2 separate regions of the Homo sapiens genome follow, and region 1 is linked to region 2. A link is a contact called in ENCODE Hi-C data. All regions are on one chromosome and are shown on one strand. The core of a region is the stretch at or near the end of the contact, and the rest is flanking DNA. Distances in the headings are between cores, read along the strand shown.

Region 1 (4,885 bases), core at 544-3,043, 2.6 Mb after region 2:
TATTACTACTTAATACTAAATTGGACCTATATTAACAGATGTTCAGTTATTGTTTTTTCTCCATCTTCTCAATCTATACGGATAATTAATTTGTTACTTCCGGTTCACCAGGTCTAAATAAAATTTTAAAAAATTATTCATTTGAGTCAAAGGTAATGCTGCTGAAATTCCTAGTACAAAGGCTCTGATATACAGGGATGAAAATGGAGTGATTGCCCCAGGAGTTCTGGATCCACGTGGGTGAAGCTAGAGGTCACAGCACTGTTACTTTGCATCTGGAGGAGGCAGGAGACTCTGCGAAGCCCTCTGTTGTTGCCTCTGACTCCATTTTCCCTCTTTGCTAATTCATTGCTCCTACCTGTAAAATTTTCTAATATGCTTCCACTTTCATTTCCTCATCAAATATTCACCGTTATGAAAAAGAAAATCCTATTGGCTTGGTATCAAGTGGCCAAACTGAGCATGCTGCTACATATTGTTACCAGATTCACTACAGGAATAGATTAAGTGGATTTTATCCCAAATATCTATTTCCTATTACAGTACTGCATCTTTCTAATTTGGTGGCAGCTATGACCTCATACACTGCCTATTTTCCGTGCTTTTCCTAACCAGAAGAGACCCTATTTTTCTCCTTTGCTTGTTAAAGCGAAAATAATTATGCAGCTTTCCATAGATTTGTCCCCAATGTCTTTTTAAAAAAATTTTTTTTCTTTATTTTCTAAAAGTAGCATTGGAAATGTTATCTCCTTCAATTTCATCACCTCTTCATCCTCCTTGGAAACCCGATCCATGGTGGGTATTAAGATCTTTACATTTGTACTGGTTGGGCGATGACTTCATTGCTTTCAAGCCAGCTGGGGGATCTTGTGTGGCAGAGCATCGGACCGAAGCGGAGGTGTGGGTCGTTGCTGCTGCTGCTGCTGCTACTGCTGCAACAGCTCTTTGCACGCGCCCAGCTGCTGTGTAAGGAATCCTCAGGCTGCTAGGTCTTTGCGCCTAACTCACCCAAGGGACCGCAAGCTGCTGGATGAGTGTACGTGTGAGTGTGTGTTGTGTGTGTGCATATGTGCGTGTGTGTGTGCACACGCAGCGGCAACAGTTGGGCAGCAGCAGCAATGGACTTCGATATCATTTTTACCAACAACAGAGATAAACCATCCTCCATCCTGTATTTCTCAGCTCCCGCCCCGAGTATGTTCTCCCCCTCTTCTCCGACTTCCCCCACCCCAGCCCCCGGCACGGGTCCCTCCGGAGGGAGGGCAGGGTAGCTGCGCTGCAGGCAGGATTCCCTCTTTTTTCCGCAGTGACAGGCGGATTCCGGGGCCTCCTCGCCACCTCCTACCCCCGCAGCCACCCCTTTCTCAGTCACGATCTCCCCACCCCACCACCGTCGACCCTCTCCCTGCTTCCCCGCTCTACCCCCCGGCGTCGACTCCAGGCTCGGGCCCCGCCCCTCTCAGCCTCTCCAGCCCAGGTTGCTAGGGCTTGGCGGGGCAACCAAACCTGGCGTGCCAGGAGGCGCGGCGCGCGCGTGAGCGCGCAGGCGAGCTTGTATAAGGAACCAGCGTTCTTCGGCTTCGGAGACTCGAGCACGAGCGGCGCGAGCCCGAACCCCAGGACAAGCGCTTCCTCCTCATTGGCTCCTACCAGAAGGGGGCGGGGTAAAGGCGGGATCGGGCAAAACCTGAGGTGCTTTCCCATTGGTCCGAACGGGCCGGCTGGGGCGGGGCAGTTAGCAAAATAGGCTGCGCGTTCGCTTCTGCTAGAGGGCGGGGCCGGAGGTTTCGATTAGTTGTCTCTGCCGCTGGGGAAGGTAAAGCGGCGACGGCGTCCTCAGGAGCTGTGGGGTCCCCTGCTAGAAGTGGGGGACTCGGCGGGGTGAGTAGTCGCGCCGCCACCCGCCCGCCAAGCCTTCTTACCCTTACATCGGCCCCGCGTCCACCCAGCTTCTCCTGAGAGTGGAGACCCACCCAGTCCCCCCGGGCGGACAAGAGAAGGGGCGGGGGCGCCGGTTCCCCCGGAACGGGGCGACGCGGTGAGGACGTCCCAGCCCGGAGTAGCCCCTCCTCAGCGCTCCCCTGCGCCTCTGGAAGGGCTTCCCCCGAGGGGCTGGGGCTGTCTTTTGGGGTGTGGGGAGGCGAAAGGGTGTGAAAGAGGGGCGGCGGGTCGAGCCCGCCCCGCGGGGTTCCCCTCAGCGGCGGGTCTGCGGCGTCCCCGCCCCGCCGCTCCCGCGGCACGAGCTCCCCGGGGCTTGCGGCGAGGTAAGCCCCTTCCCGCCGGCGCCGAGGAGGGGCCTGCGCGCCCCAGCCCCCTGCCCGAGTTCGGAGGGAGCCCGAGACTCGCCAGGGGCCGTCAGTCGCGGCCCGGGCCCTTCTGACCTTGGCTGCCCGCGAGGGTGGGCTAGCGACCGGGCGCCGGCCCCGCGGCTCCGCAACCTCCCCCGGACAAGTTTCAGGCGATGCTGTGAAGTTCACGACTGGCATAGTGCGGGGAAGAAGAATGGCCCCTTCTCAGACCTTCATACCTTTTGGACCCTCATAGAAATCGGATTCTGGGATTTGGAACCGTCTCCCAGAACGAACAGGTCCTCCTTGCATTGACACGTTTTGTGCCCACGTTGGGGAAAAAAATAACCTGAACATATTTCAGTGTAAAGGCAGATCTTCCTTGAGGGTTTTGTTTTTCGCTTCATTTGAGTGTTAAAGAACAGATGCCTGAATAAGAAAAGCCTGACCTTAGTATCTCTACAGTGAGATTAGACGGGTGCTGTGATATTTAAGTAGTTGCAGATCAGTATTCTGTTAGCACAATCTATTTTAATTGGCTGGAATTTAAGCTGATTTTAGAAAGTATTGTTGACACCGAATGATTTCTTTCTGTGCATCTGAATTAGGTTTGTTTGAACGTAATGGTTATATAGTTAATGTAAAAGATTACACAAATTAATTTGTCTGAGAGCGTTTGTCAGAAACAGGAGACAGAGATGTGTATAGAACAGGATTATCGTTTTAGGTAACATCTGCTGGAACATTTCCAGCTTGTTTCTTTCTTGCTGTAGGGTTACAAAAAAGACATCTTCACCGAGGCTATTCGGAATTACATGTGAGTGACACTTAGATGTAAATTTGTTTTTATTTCCTTCAAGTGTTTTAAAATGTTTTGTTCACAAAATGTGAAGAGGCTATATTTACTTGTTCCTGTATGTTAGTGTTGAAGGTGATAGTATGATCTTATGATTAACAATCCAATTAGGGTCCATTAATAATAGATTTTTAAAAAAGGCGTGCTGCTTTTCGAGAATATGATAGGTTGAGTACCTAGCAAGACTTCTAATTTCTTTTTATTAAAAGTACTATTTTAGGATTGAGAATTTTTGGCGTTGACACTGAAACCAGGAATAAGGAAGCCTGCAGCAGTCTTAGCAGTTTGACACCACCAGTAGGTGTTTCTGTTGACAAATGCAGAGAAGAGAACATTTGGGAAGGAAATCTTTTTTTCGGGGCGGGGGTTGGGGGGGAGGTGAGGGTGGTTGAGGGGGGAAGGAGCCAGAAGAGAGAAGCTAATGCTGCCAGCACTGTATGCTGAGCATTTCACAAGTACAAGGAAACCTAATTAGGGAAAAATTCCGTTTGGCTCTATTAAATAATAGAACTACAAAAGAGGCATACTAAATAAAGTTAACCATTCCAAGAGTGTTAGATATTATCTGCCATTTCAGAGTAGTTGGGGGTTCCTCAATTGGAGAGGGTATCAAATCTCTTTGAATTGTCTTGCCTTTTTAACATAGTCAATGCAGCGATTAATTTGCTAGATGTATATATATCAAACAGTTGAGTATTCCAGTTTTGTTGTTTAGCATATTTCCTAAGCCTAAATTTTTTAAAATCAAAATCCGATATATTTTTTTTAAATTTGAAATAGAATTCTTTGTCCAGAGAGTAATTCCTTTTTTCCTGGCTCAGTCTTAAAATTTATTCATGATTTAGGGGTTTGTGATTGGTATTTTTTTACCCCTTTTTCTCAGGTTTTTGATTTTTACTTATGCAAGTTCCCTAAGTCTGCCTTTGTTTATATTGTAATTTTCTTGGAATTATTTAAATCAGAGTGTGGCATCTATTGTGTCCCCTGGGGTTTTAAAAGGAAAGGCTCCCATTGAAAGAAATTGCAGGGCCGTCTCGCATAGATGGGTAATAGAAGGTTGACTGATTGCGAATCAGATGTATTCGGTTGCAAATATGCTGCTTGGGGTTAAGGCAGTTTCAGTTAACGGGAACCAGATTTTACGTGGTGTTTCTACTTTGAAGGTACAGTATTGTTACATTACAAACTGAAAGACAGAGGTGGAGAAATTCCTTTAAGTATCACCCCTAGCCTTGTTTCACCACTGTGTCCAGGAATCTATGAGAGACTGTTAACAATAGCTGCATTGTTGGAAATGACAGTGGCTTCTCTTGCAGAAAGTTAACCTTTCATTATGATTTTCATTTCAGTTTACTTTGTAAAAGAAAATTTAGCTTTATCTGAGAAATTGGCTGTAAGAAATTTGCAAAGAGAGCAAGGAAAATAGGTTTTCTTCAACGTGTCTGTTAAAATTCACATTCTCTCCCCTTCCGTTTTGATAACTGGTGGTGATCTTTATTTCCTCTAGATATTAGGTATGCTAACACAGTACCTGATTTTTGGCAGTTACTGTGGGAATATGACTTTTTTATGTAATAAATTGATGTCAAATAATAATATGAGGCTTTTAGGAATAATTAATTCACATGCATAGATCTAAAACATGAGGGAAATCTTTTAGATGACCCTTCACTTTGGTACAAGAATAGCACAATTTGAAGTATTAAGTTGCTTTCTAAGTAGAAAAAGCTATTTACTCAGA
Region 2 (4,962 bases), core at 380-2,879:
TGAAAAAGAAAACAAACGTTTAAAAGGCCACAATAAGATTTACACTTATTAAATAAGATTCAGCATTGAAACATTACATGAAATACTTCATTTAAAATAAAAAATAGTATCTACAGATGGAATGGATGCTGAATTCTAGTGTGTTTTATACTTAAACTAATTTGTATGTATTTATTTGTGATCTGCAAATGTGTTGATTAGTCTGCATGTTTCATTTTTAACGCCAAGCTTTTTGTAATCCAATTGGTCATCTCAACTGCAAACAGAAGTATTGTTTCTACAAAGGTAATTTAAAGGCAGAATTCACATAGGTATCCTTTTTTCTTTTAATCACTGTTAAGTTCCTTTAACAGCGTTACTGCAAATAAGATTCAAGCATGATTCTCAAGATTCACCACACCATCTTGAATTTGAACACGGGGAGGGGAAATTTACAGAACCAATGTAGAATAAAAATGGGCCCTAAATTTCGGTAAGAAATTATCGTCGCTTTTTGTAACCACCCAAAAAGGTATCAACAAGATATCTAGAAATGTATGACGTGGCAATTCAACTTTAGTAAAGTTAAAATGGTCTTATTACCTCACTTAAAATGCGTCAGGGGAACAAAATATAAGGACATTATTAGGTGATACCAAAGTGCCTCCCGTGCAAGTCCTGAAGATAGCGGCATTCGAAGGGGGCAGGAAGTGAAGCATCAACTGGGCATTTACTGCAAACCCGTTACCAGAACTTGGAAAAGAATGGACCTCGTATTCCTAGATCTTGGTGACCAGAAAGGGTGAGGGTTTGCCTGCGAAGAGTATGGGCTCAAGGCTGTCTGGAGCAGGGTCCTGTATCCGCCCTACCACTTTGCAGGACGAAAAAACAATGTATTCTCCTTAAAATAAATTATGTCCTAACATGGGACGAAACCCGGTTGCAAAGCACGAGTATTCCTTCCCTCGTGTTAAAAACCAACGCTTTGATTTTGCCGCAAATCACAGGGCACCACAATTCCTCGAGACTGGCATTAAAAACAATGGGCTCAGCCGCGGCGCGGGCTCGGGGCCAGCGTTCCTCGGGTCCGGCCGTCGCCGGTGCCTCCCCCCCACTCCCGTGGCCACACTCCATCACTGACCAAGCCCGGGAGAGGTGACAGGCAAGGAGCGGAGCAGACAATGGCATCCGCCGCCGCGCAGGGGGCGCCAAGAGTCCTCGGCCGCCACCGCCCCCGGCCCCTCCCGAAAGCGCCCCGCAAAACTTGAGGCGATTCCCGAACCACAGGTGCCGCGAGGCTGTCGCGGAGCCCGGGACTGGCCCCCACATCCCCGGGCGCGGCGCGGAGTGGTGCGGAGGGCGCGGACACGGAGAGAAGTGAGTTGCGGGCGCGGCGACCCAGTGGCGGGCCGGGCAGGCTCGGGGTGGGGTCGTCGGGGCGCGCGCGGGGTGGCGGGGGGCGCGCCCAGTCCTCCCTCCCCCTCTCCCCCATCCCCGGCGCCCCCTTTCGCCCCCAGGGACTTACGGCGGCCGCGGGCCGCGGGCGCGGCGGAGCTTGGCCGGCGGCGGCGGCGGCGGCGAAGGGGAAGCCCCTGTCGCCGTGCTGAGGAAGAGAAGCCGTGGTGCTGTGGGGAGGACACCCGGCTGGCATAGGGCAGGCTTAGGCGGAGAGGGGAGGGCAAGCTGACAGACCCCGCCCCGGGGGCCGGACGAGGGAGGAGCCGGGGCTGCGGCGAGCTGAGGGGCGGGCTAGGCGACGCGCGGGAAGCGGCTCAGCGGTCGCCAGCGGCACCGGAGGCAGCGCGGGTAACCGCTGAGTCCAAGGCAGCCGATTGGAGGTTTCTTCGCTGAGGGGAGGTGCGAACCGGAAGCCGGGCCACGTGACCCGGAAGCGGCGTTTGCCGGGCCCGAGCGCCCGCGCGCCCGCGCGCTCTTGCAGGTGCCTCCGGGACGCGCGCGGGCGGCTGTCCTGCTTGTTTAATGATAGGAGGACGGGATTCTGCAGCGTCCTTAGCCTAGCGGGTGGTGCGGGGCAGGGAAGTTCCGGACAGCGAAGAGCCACGTTCGAGCTCTAATGATTCTCTGTGTCCCCAGAGAGGAAGTGTGAAGTGTGACGGCTGACGAGGAGGGTGGGAGGAGACGAGGGAGTGCTGCAACTCTGGAAAAACAAGTCAGCTCTTCTGTGGAGCTCGTCACGCATTCACGGGCCTTTTGCTATCATTCTGCCTCAAAATTGTCCGGAATCCGCCCTCTCCTTCCCATTGCACTGCTCCAGCCCTAGCCCAGACACCTTCCGCCCCGAGCTTCGCGGGAGTCTGTTCCCTGGGCTCGCCTCGCCCATCCTCGGTGCTGCGGACTGGATGAGTTACCGTCCGTTCGGCTGAAAAGCCCGGACAGCACCTCACCTTCGAGATCCCGCTTCCTTCACACTGGGTCGCCCCACCAGCCGCCTGGGTTCCAGTTTAGCACTGCCGACGACTTGCTGTGCCTGGCATGTCCTTGCTCCCAAATGTCACATCTATGAAGCCTCACCCTAAAACCCTGTAAGAGCGATTCCCTCTTTCACCCACATGCCCGTTAGCCTTTATTTAGCACACCTTAAATTGTATTCATTTTGCATCTCAATCTAGTTCACAGCCTGGTATATAACAACTAATAAATGTGAGTTGACTGATAAAGACTATAAAATGATAAATTTGTTAAGAGCTGTAATGCTGAGCGTAATGCCTGGGCATAATGGATGTTCATAATTTTCTGAATGATAGAATGGATGAATCATCTAGTCATTTACAGATAAGGAAAGGGGAGTCCCACGGGATTAGGTGACCTTCCTTGAAGAGCCACGGGTTTCCCATATCGAAATGCTATTCATTACCCGAGTCACCTAGGTTCTTACAAAGGAAGCGAGAAAATTGCTTTTGTTGGGCCATGCCCCTTTTGCAGAGGTTCCTAAGTATAGTCGCCAGAATTTTTTTAATGGCCTAAAGTAAAAAAAGAAATGCTAAAATTTTCACGAAGCTAAATGTAATCAATGTAAAGGAATCCTTTATTAGGGATTATATTCTTTTTGTGTACATTATAGTATCTATGAAACTAAGACAGTAGTTTTGGGGGCTTTTAAAAAATGCTTTTGTATGACAAAACAAAAAGAAATGTGTAATACTTCCCCTTTTCAAGCACTACTGTGCTGCTTGGAAAGTTTCCTACTAACATGTATGATTAATGTATACTGGAATATTAAAGAAAGGGGACGACACACGGCACAGAGCTGGCTTTCTGTAGTTCTTTAGGTCCCCCTCGCCCCCACCAGATTTCTCCCTACCTAGTCATGCCCCAAAGGTGCTTTCGAATGTCCCATTTCTCTCTTACTACAAGAAACAGATGCCATTAACCAGTTAAAAGATAGCTCTAATGCTACACAATGAAAACTCGCCCTCTGAATCCAAATGCTGCTTTTCTCTTTTTCTGTACAAAACACTTATATCCTGAAGGTTCCTGAGATAGCCACTTCCAAGTTTAAACTCTGATTATGCTCCTAATGTTGCTCTGAAAATGAGGACGGGAGACTTGCTGATGACATACTGGCAGTCTCCTTTCCTGCTCCTAGCCAAAAAAAGGTGGGGGTAGGGGTAGGGAGGGGAAGGAATTGTGGGAAAAATAATTAGCAGCTGAAAGCAGCTATTACATAATCTTGGCTGCTTATTAATTTAGCAGAAGGAATGGCTTATTAAATTCTAATAGCAACAGCACAACTGCAAACAACCTAGCAATTAACAGTGCAGGGCCCATTATTTTGTTAATATGTTCTCTTCTTTTGGCAAGTGTATGAGAACAAAATTTATAGAAGCAGATGGTCTTTTTCAATAGATTATAGATGGTTTATTCCCTAGTCTTAGTATTAAGTGCTAATTATGCATTCACTGTGAAAGACAAAAGAAACATGGTTGCCATCTTTGTTAGTAATTAACTGCTTGACTTTGATTCCCACAATTTCCCAATTGTAGGCTTTGTTATATACATGTTTCTTCTCACCTAGTGTCTTCTTCATCCGTCATGTCAATTGGTTATCTTTTTTAATCCTGTTTTTGTTTTCTAGATGGTCCTGATTTATTGGTGTTAATATTGATACAAGAATTATATACAAAATTCGTTTCATGAAAAACTAAAAATCAGATTTTATACTTGTTTCTTAAATTTGAAAAAAATGCTTCACTGTCATTTATGCTAAATGTAAGAGGTGAGGGGAAAATAGAAATCTTTACCTTCTAACGATAAAATTTTGAGACTTTTTATGTAATCTTTCCAAAGTTTTCAAAAATAATTTTAGTTTCCTATTAAATGTGTGATGGCCATATACTTTTATCCTCTCACTGTCTCAAAATACCATTAATTTTTTTTAAAGGGACTATTTAAAACACATACCCACGTGGAAAATAAGAGAGGGAACATTTACATGAGGATGTCGATAAGGATGTCAGGATACACTGTCAGCTCATCATTTAAACACTGATGATTTAAAGAAAAATTGTCATATATTGATATTATGGAGGAGCAGAAGTGAGGGAAGGTTGAAATAATGCTAAATCCTCATGTGCTAAAGGGAAGAAAATAGATAACATCTAAAATAAATCACGAACTAGAATTATTAGCATATTCTTTCGATACCAGGAAGTAAATCCCAGAAGCAATGGTGAATTTCTTTCCATGGACAGAATCTTGCAGTAGGATGTAATAAAGGGTATTATTACATTTTACTTAGGTTTTTTCTTAAATAATTTTTTAAAATATTGTAAGGAGGTAGATAAAAACCATTCCATTAGTTGCTAGCTCTGTATTATGGACTTATACAGAGTTCCTTTAGCCAGTCTATAGATTATTTAGAAATTATTAAATAAAAATGCCCAATAATGGAATTCAGTGCTGAAGCCTTGTAGATCACAGAAAGTGTAAAAAAGATGTTTAGAGTTTGTGAATTTGCATCTC

What was found. A loop is a pair of places that touch in the nucleus more often than their neighbours do. Pooled maps may share reads with other maps.
Region 1: a loop to region 2 is called in a map of CD8-positive, alpha-beta T cell, with 7 times the contacts of the local background. The contact joins the promoter of CDKL5 here to the promoter of AP1S2 in region 2. A Hi-C loop is called at or near these places in 3 of 168 maps with a recorded cell type or tissue (CD8-positive, alpha-beta T cell and naive thymus-derived CD4-positive, alpha-beta T cell) and 8 of 50 pooled maps.

Annotation. Positions count from the first base shown.
Region 1 is chrX:18,423,815-18,428,699 of GRCh38, forward strand. CDKL5 (cyclin dependent kinase like 5) reads left to right here and starts at 1,794. Exons shown (of 18, transcript NM_001323289.2): 1 at 1,794-1,881. RefSeq lists an enhancer at 1,415-1,709 and a silencer at 2,045-2,114.
Region 2 is chrX:15,853,184-15,858,145 of GRCh38, forward strand. AP1S2 (adaptor related protein complex 1 subunit sigma 2) reads right to left here and starts at 1,630. Exons shown (of 6, transcript NM_001272071.2): 1 at 1,505-1,630. RefSeq lists silencers at 1,057-1,346, 1,567-1,846, 1,937-2,046 and an enhancer at 1,664-2,268.